Regions from separate parts of the Homo sapiens genome. Here region 1 is linked to region 2. Evidence: chromatin loops called from intact Hi-C (ENCODE). Cell type or tissue: endothelial cell of umbilical vein. All regions are shown on one strand. Links, peaks and the distances in the headings refer to the core of each region. The heading gives the core; the rest is flanking DNA. Region 1 holds the start of LOC124904228. Region 2 overlaps DPYD (dihydropyrimidine dehydrogenase).

The links. Peaks named below come from ENCODE experiments on the same cell type or tissue, not always from the same donor. Only the 100,000 strongest peaks of a DNase experiment are listed, where the experiment ranks them.
Region 1: a loop joins it to region 2, with 5 times the contacts of the local background. A loop is called at or near these places in 4 of 110 quality-filtered maps.

What each region holds. Positions count from the first base shown.
Region 1 is chr1:98,043,841-98,049,218 of GRCh38, reverse strand. LOC124904228 reads left to right here and starts at 3,716. Exons shown (of 1, transcript XM_047437906.1): 1 at 3,716-5,378. The coding sequence starts at 3,829. The coding sequence ends at 4,350. It overlaps MIR137HG (MIR137 host gene), which reads left to right. Exons shown (of 5, transcript NR_046105.1): 2 at 2,592-2,700; 3 at 2,823-3,211. MIR2682 (microRNA 2682) reads left to right here and starts at 3,868; the gene lies at 3,868-3,977. It overlaps MIR137 (microRNA 137), which reads left to right and starts at 3,048; the gene lies at 3,048-3,149. In endothelial cell of umbilical vein, for the core only: no CTCF peak of the experiment used is centred there; DNase peaks (open chromatin) are centred at 778, 3,078 and 3,828; H3K4me3 peaks cover 2,338 bases; H3K27ac peaks cover 1,635 bases.
Region 2 is chr1:97,897,986-97,903,363 of GRCh38, reverse strand. The region is part of intron 1 of DPYD (dihydropyrimidine dehydrogenase); the gene reads left to right. Among named protein-coding and RNA genes, the nearest start is that of DPYD, 20 kb to the left of the region's middle. In endothelial cell of umbilical vein, for the core only: no CTCF peak of the experiment used is centred there; a DNase peak (open chromatin) is centred at 2,063; H3K4me3 peaks cover 240 bases; H3K27ac peaks cover 2,918 bases.

The DNA.
Region 1 (5,378 bases), core at 317-5,316, 150 kb before region 2:
AAAGATGTGTATACTCTTTTTCCATTGACTGTAAGAGTCGACTACCACCCTCCTCCCGATTTTTTCTCTCTCCTTGGTGTTTCCCCCTTTCTACTTGAGAGGGAAGGAGAGAGGGAGAGGGAGGGAGTCAAGGGGGAAGAGAAAGAGGGAGAAGGGGGGGAGAGAGAGAGAGAGAGAGAGAGAGGCATTTCAGCTTTAGCTTAATTGGCTTATTTCCTCAAACCCATTGCTTTGTCGCGTTTCTTTATGTATTTTTGGTTGCAAATTGCGAAGCGATTAACTGGGATGGGTGTTGGAGTATGGGGGATAGCATAGGAAAGTACTGGGAACCGTCAATCAGTCGCGGTGGCCTTGAGAGATCAAAAGGTGCTGAAAGCCCCCTGCCCGCAAAACACACCTCTAGTTATTGGGGCGCGAGAGAAATGTAGATTCTAATAAACATGGCTTGCAGGAGTCGATGAACAAAGGTACTTAATGCGGACCTAAGCCTCCGCTGATATTGTTCCGCTAGCAGTATCTAAATATTCAAAAGCGAAGTGTAAGTTGATCAACAAACGCCCTGATGGTATTGGGCTTTTTCCCTTTTTTGTTTTTGTGTGGAGGGTGGAGAAGGGGGGGAGGGTGGATGGGTGGGGGAAATCCGACAGCTTAAGGAGGCTTGAATTGAATATGCACCCAGCGGCAGTGGTCTCGTAGGAAATGGTGTTCTCGTAAGTCAGGCTGCCCCGCTCAAGCACGAGAGAGCTTTGGTTAGAGCTCAGAGCGTCAGTTCTGCTGCGAGTGCTGCCGGCAGTCGGCCCGGGTTGAGCTGTCCATTCGTCCAGGTGCTGAAGCTGGTGGAACATTGGGTAGGTAGGGAAAAGGCTGGCACTGCTACTTGGGTAGAAAGAAAGCATATCAACTGCGTTGTTCTAGTTTCTTAAAGCGTGCGAGTCTGTGGGTCAGTGTGTGTATATATTTTATTTTAATTGTGAGGAAGCAAAACTGAAGGAGACTACTTGGAAAGCATTGAAAAGCTGTGTGGGTATTTATGCTGTGATTCTGATGCCCTGTGTATTGGGGTGTGTGTGTGTGTGTGTGTGTGTGTGTGTGTGTGTGCCTCCCTTGACCATCCTTTTGAGTTTATAACGTTCCATTTACTAAATCCAAGCCTATCTGTATAGTGTGTTTCTTGTTTTCCTTTTAATATTAGTTGAGATTTAAATAGAAGAGTGCAGAAGCAAATGTACACTTTGCTCATAGACTATTGCATTACTTTCCCTAAGGGCTTTTGTTTCTAGGAGTTCAAGCTGAAGAGAACCTGTCAGCTTTCTGAATTTTTTTTTTGTCTAGCACCAGAGAAAAGCTCCACTTTATACCTATGTTAGGTAACAACAGAAAATAGTGCTTATTTATTTGTTTTATTGGTATCTGTCCTTTTGTAAGTGGTGTACTTAAGAGTTATCTGAAAATAATGTAAAACAGTCTGGTAGTTGGGCTATATTGGTTTTCTTTCTAGTTATTTTAGGTTCAGACATTATATATTAAACATCTATTCATAAAACCTAGAATTCATGTTGATTTTTCCATCTGTAAGTAACATGTCAAGAAAATGATGAGTTGGTGTGCCCGGAGAAGTATTATAATTTTTAAAAAAATAAGAGCAAACACAACCTAAGCACCTTAAATTGCAACCAGGTCAGTTAGAGATGAGTTGTGGTAGTGGGAGAGATTCTGTTATATAATTACTCCTTGATGAAGAGCTATTTGCACTTACATAATTTGGGAAATCATAATGTCTATTGCCATGTTTCCATATTCCCCCCCATTCCCCTTACATGGATGTACTTTCATGTATTTGAGAGTAAAGGGGAAAGCAAATTGAGAACTTTCTAAGGAAGCTACACCATGTCTTGGGTAGTGACGTTGCACTTGTCCATTTTATTTAGTGAACAATAAACCCCCATTATCAGAATATCCACTGCAGGATCTTAAGACAAAGCTTTTCCAGTAAGAGCCATATTGATCATCAAAGAATCACAGAGATTCTCTCTCTGAATGCCAAAATTACAGTCACTTTGCAAATGAGTTTTTATTGGCTTTTTCTTCTTAAAATAATATTTATGAACACAGAGCTTCAAAGGTTTTTCTGTAGAGGTGTCCACAACAGCTGTACAGCAATGCATTTATAGTATATATTTTAAAAGTGTGCTATGAAATTAAACATTGTAGTGATATAAAATGATGCTTAAATCATAGAAAGTCTACCAGCTTGTCAACTCAGTGAGTTTTGACACTATGGAAAATGGGTTTAATTACTGTGTGCCTTCAAGCTTTTTTTTTTCTTTAAAAATCATTATGTTGTATAGCTATAAGGCCTTCAAAGGAAAGACGCCTATTTTTGTACATCTATAAGTATTTGATTTCAAGTAGTAAATTGAATGAGTGTTTATTTTCCATGATCTTGGGCTTGAGAAAAGTGCATTTCCAAAACACACTACTGAAAATTTCACCCATGCATGACCTATCTTTATTTAAGCCTCACTTCTTCCCAAAGCCGTCTAGGCAAATATATTTGTATTTGTGTGGGTAACTATTCACGTCTCTTACAGGGTTCTCTGGCCGCCATGGCACTCAATCATACCACCTAGAGTGGACTGGCCGAGACCAGACTGGGTACCAAGCAGAGAAGTGCAGAGGAAAGCACTGGGAGAGCACCAGGTAAACTGAAGGTTACTTGTCACTCCCACTTGTGCCCAAAAAGCCTTGCCACATCTTCCCTCCTCACTGGAAAGACAGCACTCTTCTGTGTTAAGTATTTGATTTTGTGATTTGTCTTTCAGAATTGGAAATAGAGCGGCCATTTGGATTTGGGCAGGAAGCAGCCGAGCACAGCTTTGGATCCTTCTTTAGGGAAATCGAGTTATGGATTTATGGTCCCGGTCAAGCTCAGCCCATCCCCAGGCAGGGGCGGGCTCAGCGAGCAGCAAGAGTTCTGGTGGCGGCGGCGGCGGCAGTAGCAGCGGCAGCGGTAGCAGCGGCAGCGGTAGCAGCGGCAGCGGCAGCTTGGTCCTCTGACTCTCTTCGGTGACGGGTATTCTTGGGTGGATAATACGGATTACGTTGTTATTGCTTAAGAATACGCGTAGTCGAGGAGAGTACCAGCGGCAGGGGGGCAGCGGCCGCCCTCCCCAGCCCACCAGCTGGCCACTAAACGCCCGTGGTTGCCAAGGTAGCACTTTCTTGTTCTTTTCATTTCCTCGGGTGTTTTCGCACTGGTTCCACCGGAAAGGCTGTGCGCTGCGCCTCTGGTGACCAGGACTGGAAAATGGGTTCGCGCAGGGGGCGGGGGGCGAGGTGAAGGGGATGGGCGGGGAGCGGAAGGGGGTCCGTTTCCCCGAGCCTGCGGGGCGGTTCGGCGTTCCCAGTCCGCTCCTCTCCTCTCCACGGTGGGGTGCGGCTGGAGGGAGAGACGCGGACGGGGCGATTTTCTAAAGTTGGGAACGACTGAAAGGCCTTGAGCAGTTTGGGAGCGTCGCGAGTGAGGCGCCGAAGCTGGGCAGAGGGTCGCTGGGGGCTGCCTCCGCAGAAAGGGCGTGTCCGTGGGCGAAGGTGCCCCCGCAAGCCTGCGGAAGCGCGTGACTTCGCGAATCCCGAGCCCGGGGCGGTGCCGGAGCCCCACCCCCGGCCGGCCGCGCTGCTCCGCAACCAGACTTGGCGGCCGAGATGGGGAGGGGGCGGGGGCCCGGGGGCTGGGTCCCCGCGGAACTTCCAGATCGGAAGTGTGGCGGGTCTCTCAGGAACGCATATTTTCTTTTCGGATTCTCCGAGAAGGGGTGGAGAAACAGGATGGGAACCGGATTGGTTGCAGTGTGGCACAGACCTGGAACCTTCCTGAAAGAGGTTGGGGCAGGCAGTGACTGTTCAGACGTCCAATCTCTTTGGGACGCCTCTTCAGCGCTGTCTTCCCTGCCTCTGCCTTTAGGACGAGTCTCAAACACCAACAAACGCAAGGCACGTCCCCCCTCTCAGGTCAGCTGCGAAGGCGTGGGAGCAAGAGAGAGCCTCTCCCTCCTTCTACTTAGAGTTTTTGTTTGTTTGTTTGTTTGTTTGTTTCAAATATTAATGGACGATAAAACAACACGGATTTGTCACCTCCTAGCGAAGAGGAAGCCACCGCCACCACACCCCTCAAGCATGCCTGGGCACTCCTGGGGACAATCGGACGTGGCAGGAGTTGGCATGCCCAAGATGAAGCTGGGAAGGATGACCCAGAGTGGAAGGCGTGGGCTGGGGCTCCAGGTCTCAGCTCTCGCCAGCGTCGGACCACACAGCTTTGCCAGCTTTGCACCTTGCCTTTCCTTCTTGTGAGGCATCTGGGACCGTCCTATCAAGGCGCTTCAAAGGTGGAAGGACAGAGTGCTGGGGACAAGAACGTACCAGGCGCCCAGAAGATTCCACTAGCGCGGCCAAACACTAAGACCAGGTTTCCTCCCTGCGTGGTGGTCGTTGGTTGTGCACGGGCTACGCACGAAGACTGAATTCCTGAGAAATGGAAACTGCAGGAGAAAAATCAAATAAACTTAGAGGCCTGTGAAGCTCTCCCTCTTGTCGCTCTGGGACCGCTCTAAGCTGAGCTACATCTCAGATACCTTCTCCCCCTGGAGGATGGGCCTTTCTCAGGCACGAAGTGCGTGTGCCCCACTGGGCTCTTGCCCACAAGAGCAGTCTGAACCCTGGAGAGGCTGACACCGAGGTGTCTTGAAGGAAGCAGGCACACTCTCATGCTTCCCCACCTAGGGTTTCGCCTTTCTTCTAATATTTAGGATTCCCAGTGAAGGGTACTCCACACACACCCTCTGCCTACCCCTAATCCCACCCCATTGTGTCTGATCCCACAATTACTCCCAGGGTATCTATACTCACAGCTTTTGCGCTCAAAGAACATTGTCGTCTGCAGGGAACGGGTGGAGCCCTTCTCAGAAGCTCCCGGGGGCGAGTCCATTTTAAGAATGAGTTGAAGTAGGAAAGAAAACACAGATGCTGTCTTTGCATTCGACATTCTATCACCAGCAAGAGAATATGTAACTCCTGTTCTTTCCTTCATTATTCCATGAATTACCTTTTTTCTCTAGGGATCTACCAGTTGGTGATTTAGGGCTTTTAAATATTATGCTTGTTATGTATTTAACAAAATGCAATATGTCTACTGGTGGCATTGTTTCCTTGGGAAATTAGAAAAGTAGAAGCTACATACTCTAGTTCCTAGGTGGTCTCTGGAAAGTTGGCCTCATGCTGGTTGGCTAAATAATAAGTGTTTAGGATTTGAAAGGAAGAAAGAGAGCTGAAGTCCTGGTGACAGAGTTTGTGAGAAACAGAAGATGTAACACTCTGGCATT
Region 2 (5,378 bases), core at 117-5,116:
CCTGCATTTTAGGGGGTTATCATTCATTCGGATTAAAACTTTTAAAAATAAATATGTATTATATTCAGTAAAACAAATTTTAAAGCAAAAGAAATCGGAGCTATTTCATTCTTTGTGATATTGTTAAATATAGATTGTTTCTAGTTTTCAAGTTTTAATTTTGCTTCGTAGTAAATAAGAGATGTATTATCAAGCCTTTTCTTACTTAAATCTTAACAAGTGTGTAAATAGTATGAATGTTGCTCACAACCCACACTGTTTGTAATTAAGTGGCAAACTTATTAATTTCCATCACAGAAGTCTCCCATTAAGTCAAATTCTCTTCTGTGCCAGCCCAGTAACCTTAATTACGATGCAATATTTATCATCCTTTGGAATAATGTTTATATCTTTGAGTAAGTCTAAGTGTTAGGAAGGTTTAAAGAAAGCGTGGAACTATGTAGTGTTGGGAGGTACCTCTTTCTAAACACCTGGAAGTTATTGCAGTTATTTAGATTGAAATGAAAAATAATAGCTGTTTGTTTTCTAGTGGTATGCTCCATTTAAGAAAAGTCTTAAAAGGTAGATTGTTTTGTTTAGTATGCTCCTTTAGGAAAATATTCTGTGTCTAAAATAATAAAGAAATCTCATTAGAATCTGAATGTTACTAATTTGATGAAATTACCTCTTATTATATAGCAACATACCCCTGCTTTTAATTTATTTTCAGTCTTAATCTTTAAAATGACAGAGAAAGTGTAGGAAGCATTGTATTAAAGTGATGGTGATAATTTACATATCTTTGAGATGAATAACATTTCAATGGAAACAGCAAACTTAATGATTAAAGAATTACTTGACATGTGGGCATCCTGTAATCTTTCCTATGGAAATTAAAGAAAACCAGTTTTACCCAGTAAATCCAAAACACTGAACTTCTGACCTCTTATGCCTCTCTGGTCTATATTATTTATGCATCTTCTAATTCTTGCTCTTATGCTACTTTCAAGTATGGTTTCTTATCAGAAGTAGGCTCGTAGGCAATGTAAAGTCATGGATAATTCAAAGTATTCAGGAGCCTCATTGTAGTGATATTTTTGTATGAGTGTGGTGATGTCATAGAGTTAGGAGACTTGGTTCTAATCTTGACTCAGTCTTTAATATGGATTGTTCTTTTACTTCACTAGGCGCATCTGTAAATAGAGGTCCCTTGTGGCTCTTACACTCTAAGGAGATACAATTCAATTTATTGCAAGTCTCTATATTTATGCCTTATATAAGTTCCTGGAGATACTGAGAAGGGTAATAGCCAGTCATCATACTCAGTAAGCTGAAAGGCTAGTGGGGCAGACAGGCATATAAGCAGAGAATTTTAGACTATGTGGATTTCAATTGGAATACAAGAATTTGAGGGTTTAATAATATATGTAAACTATTTTATAAATTGATAAATATTAAACCCAGAATTTCTATTTTAATGGAAGTAGCATTACCTGACATTTCTGAATGGTAAATGTATTTTTGATACCAGAGCATCTGTGATTTTTTTACAATTAAAGAAAAATCTTAGCTTTTTAGACAAGATGTGTGAACTTAATTCAAATCCAACAATTAATTGAAAGGCACTGGAGACATGCTGTATTTCACTGTCAGTTTTTTGTTATTGTTGCTGCTTATATGTCATTTGTAAGATGACACCATTATTCAAGTGATGAGCCAAACAGTACTAAATATTTTTTTCTAAGCCAGTTTTCTATCCCAACTTTTATTTTCTGTGCATACTATTCCCCTTATAATCACAAATTGTTAATATGGGAGGTGTATTTACTTTTCTGTCTCTTTACAACCTATACTCATTGTTATCAAGTCCTGCTAGAGCTTCCTTAACAATATTTCTGAGGTTTGTCTCTTTCTTTTCATTTGAAGTAACACTATATAAGCAATGTGTACCAGGAAGTTTGGTATATATTGTGGCTTAATCAGCATATAATAGACTTTTCTTTAATCTGACTTATTTCAGGTCTTGTTTCTGTAGCTGCACCAGCGCAAAATTGATTTCAGTATTTACAGTGAATATGCAGCAATCGTTGAGTTACTACATTAAAATGAAACTAATATTAGCTGCCCATAGAAGAAGTACAGAGTAGTGAATAACAGTCCATAATCTGAAGCCAAAATATGTGGGTTAAGAATCTCTGTTACTTCCTGGGGAAGTTACTCAATCTCCTTGTGATTTAGTTTTCTCATCTGTACTTGAAAAACACTTGAAGGGGTGCCTGGCATACTGTAAGCTCTCATTCAACATCAGGTATTACCAAATAGTCATCTGATATAAGAACATTAAAAAATGTTCTTATATCATTTTTTAATATAATTTTTTTCGAATAAAAGACATTATAAAATTTTGATAAAAAGTTGCTAAACTGTCTTATTGTTGAAGTATATATTAGACTGAGAACACATCCAGAAATCAAGTTAGAATATTAATAGAGATAGGGTGTTTTGCATGGTGTATCTTGGGAGCACAGAAATGTGTTATCTACTGCGGCTTGATAGGAGGGAGGGATTTAACAGACTGGTTGGAAGTGTGGATTTTGGGGAGGGAGTTGTGTGCATGGGAGATTTTCAAAAAACAGTTTGCAAAGGAGCATTGGATATATTTTATTCACATCATTATGCTATATTGTAAAAAAATTATGTCAGTTAAAATGGAGAAACCTATTAGCAGTCAATGAATGGAGATGAAAATGAATTACTTTTTTTGTGCTGGCACAATAAAATTTCCATTGATCATTCTTTGAAATGAGTAAGTTTTGGTTTAGGATTTTTGACATTTGATGGATTTCAAGAAAAATACTTAAGCTGATGTGATTTCCCACTTATCTTTTAAGTACATAAGCCAAATGCTTTTATTTTGAAGTTTCCATGCACCCTGGTTTTGAATATTTTGCCTTGTTGATTGGACTATCAGTCCTTCCCATACCTAGTTGACCACCAGAATCACCTTGGGCACTGTAAAAACCAGGTGTTGGGGTATAACATGGGAAAAATTGCTAAAAGCGGCTTAAAGAAGACAGAACTTTATTTATTCCTCATGTAAAAGAAGTCCAGAGATAGATACTAGAGTGCGTATAGCACCTTTTTGTTGTCAACAGGTTTCTGTCTTTCCATTCTGATATCCTCAAGTTCACCTCTCTGTTGAAGTTAGCAGCTAGAGCTCCAAAAGCAGAGAAGAACAGGAAAAACAAGGTATACCTCTCCCTTTAATGAGACTCCTTAAAAGATACACACTTCTAAATGCATATTATTTCCTGGTACTTAGCTGAATGGCTTGTCAAAGCCTGGGAATTATAGTCTGTAGCTGAGAACTATGGCTCCCAAAATGTAATAGGGGTTTGCTACTAAGAAGGAAGGATGGAGTGCATACTGAGGCAGGAGAGCTGCAAAGTCTGCCACAGACATTTGTTAAACTGATTGATTCCCAAGGCCTATCCATGTATAATTGATAGATGTGTAGGGAAATCTGAGATATTCTGATGCAGCTGATTTATTCAGGAGTATCTGTGATAAGTTAACTTTTTCTACTTTAAAGCCCATGGTCCCATGACCACGTATCAATCTCTAATACATTTACCTAAGATTCCTATATAAAAGTGAGTAAAGAAATTACGTATTGCCATTTTGAAAATTTTTCTGTATTGTTTGTCCAGGTGCTCTATAAAATTAAGCCATGTGAAGGAGTGGCCACTAGAGTATGATACTCTTACTGGAATTCTGCATACACTCAAGGTGGGACACTAGGGAATAGATGTACATTTTGTATTGGGGGTTCCAAGACCACCTCCAGGCACAATTGATTTACTATAAATACCCTCAGGATATAGAAGTTGTTGTATTCATGGTTATAGTTTATTATGGTGAAAGAATAAATTAAAAGAAACAAAGGGAAAAGGCGCATTTGTCAAAGTTCAGAGGAAGTCACCCACAAGCTTTCAGTTGTCCTCTCCCAATGGAGTTACATGGCACACATTTAATTCTTCCAGCAAATGATGTGTGACAACATGTGAAGAGTTGCCAATAAGGGAAGCTCACCCAAACCTTAGTATCCAGGGTTTTTAATTGCGTGTTAGTCATGTATACATATAGTGCTGTGTGACTGACTTCAGTTATTCAAGGTTCAGACCACCAGAGAAAAAGCAGATACTCATCATTAATCACACTGTTAATGTAAACTAGCCAACTGTTACAACGTGGCCCAAGGCCTTTGGCATTAAAAAAAAAAACAAAACAAAACACTCTTGTCTGACAGAATAGTCACAGCTTGGTTCCTAGGAGTGAGCTGAGGGCCACTTCTTCTGAAAACAAGCCTTTCTTGGGAATGCTTAGTGTATTAGTCTGTTCTCACGCTGCTGATTAAGACATACCTGAAACTGGATAATTTATAAAGGAAAGAGGTTTGATGGATTCAGAGTTCCACATGGCTGGGGTGGCTTCACAATCATGTTGGAAGGCAAAGGAGGAGCAAAGGCACATCTTACATGGTGGCAGGCAAGAAAGCTTATGCAGAGGAACCACCATGTAGAAAACCATCAGATCTCATGAGACGTATTCACTACCATGAAAACAGTGTGGGGAAACCTCCCTGATGATTCAGTTACCTTCACCTAGCCCCACCCGTGTGACATGGGGATTATTACAGTTCAAGGTGGGTTTGGTTGGGGACACAGTCAAACCATATTGCTCAGGATTTGAGCAACTCAGGCCTATCAGGTTCTTTCCTGTACACATTTCCACCTGAAACAATAAAAAAGAAACAAAATATATGAAACAATTATTTTTAAGATACTGGCTATCAAGCAATGAAATACAGTGTTCCCTGAGAAACATAAACAAATGAAGGAAACCCTAATATTTTTCTAGTTTATCCTCTTGAGAGAGTTTATAGGCTGCAGATCAGAAGGGGGAAACCACACAAAGCCTGGTGGAATCCTTCAATTGGAGAGACAGAGCTGAAAGTCTAGGGAGACCAAGGAAGCTAGAGTTTGTAGAACAGAACAACAGAGAGGCTAGAGCTGCTCAGAGAGAAACCTGCAGATCAGCAGAGGGTTCCCCTTGAGTACTCCACAGAGTAATGATTAGTATACGCATGTGGGAAAATGACCCATGGCTGCGTAAAGAACAGTCCGACGGAACTAGCACTCACATGGGTCTGGGAATAATGCCTCCTCCCACCAGCCAGACTGGAAAACTTCATGATTCATACGACATTGGGTATTCAGAAGTTTTTTGCCTCAGTAGTGGGAAATAATTAGCCCCAGAGCAAATGCTGCTTGATTCCCTCCTCACAAAGCTTAAAACCAAGACCTGAGAGGATCAAATCATTTTCAAATAATTCAATT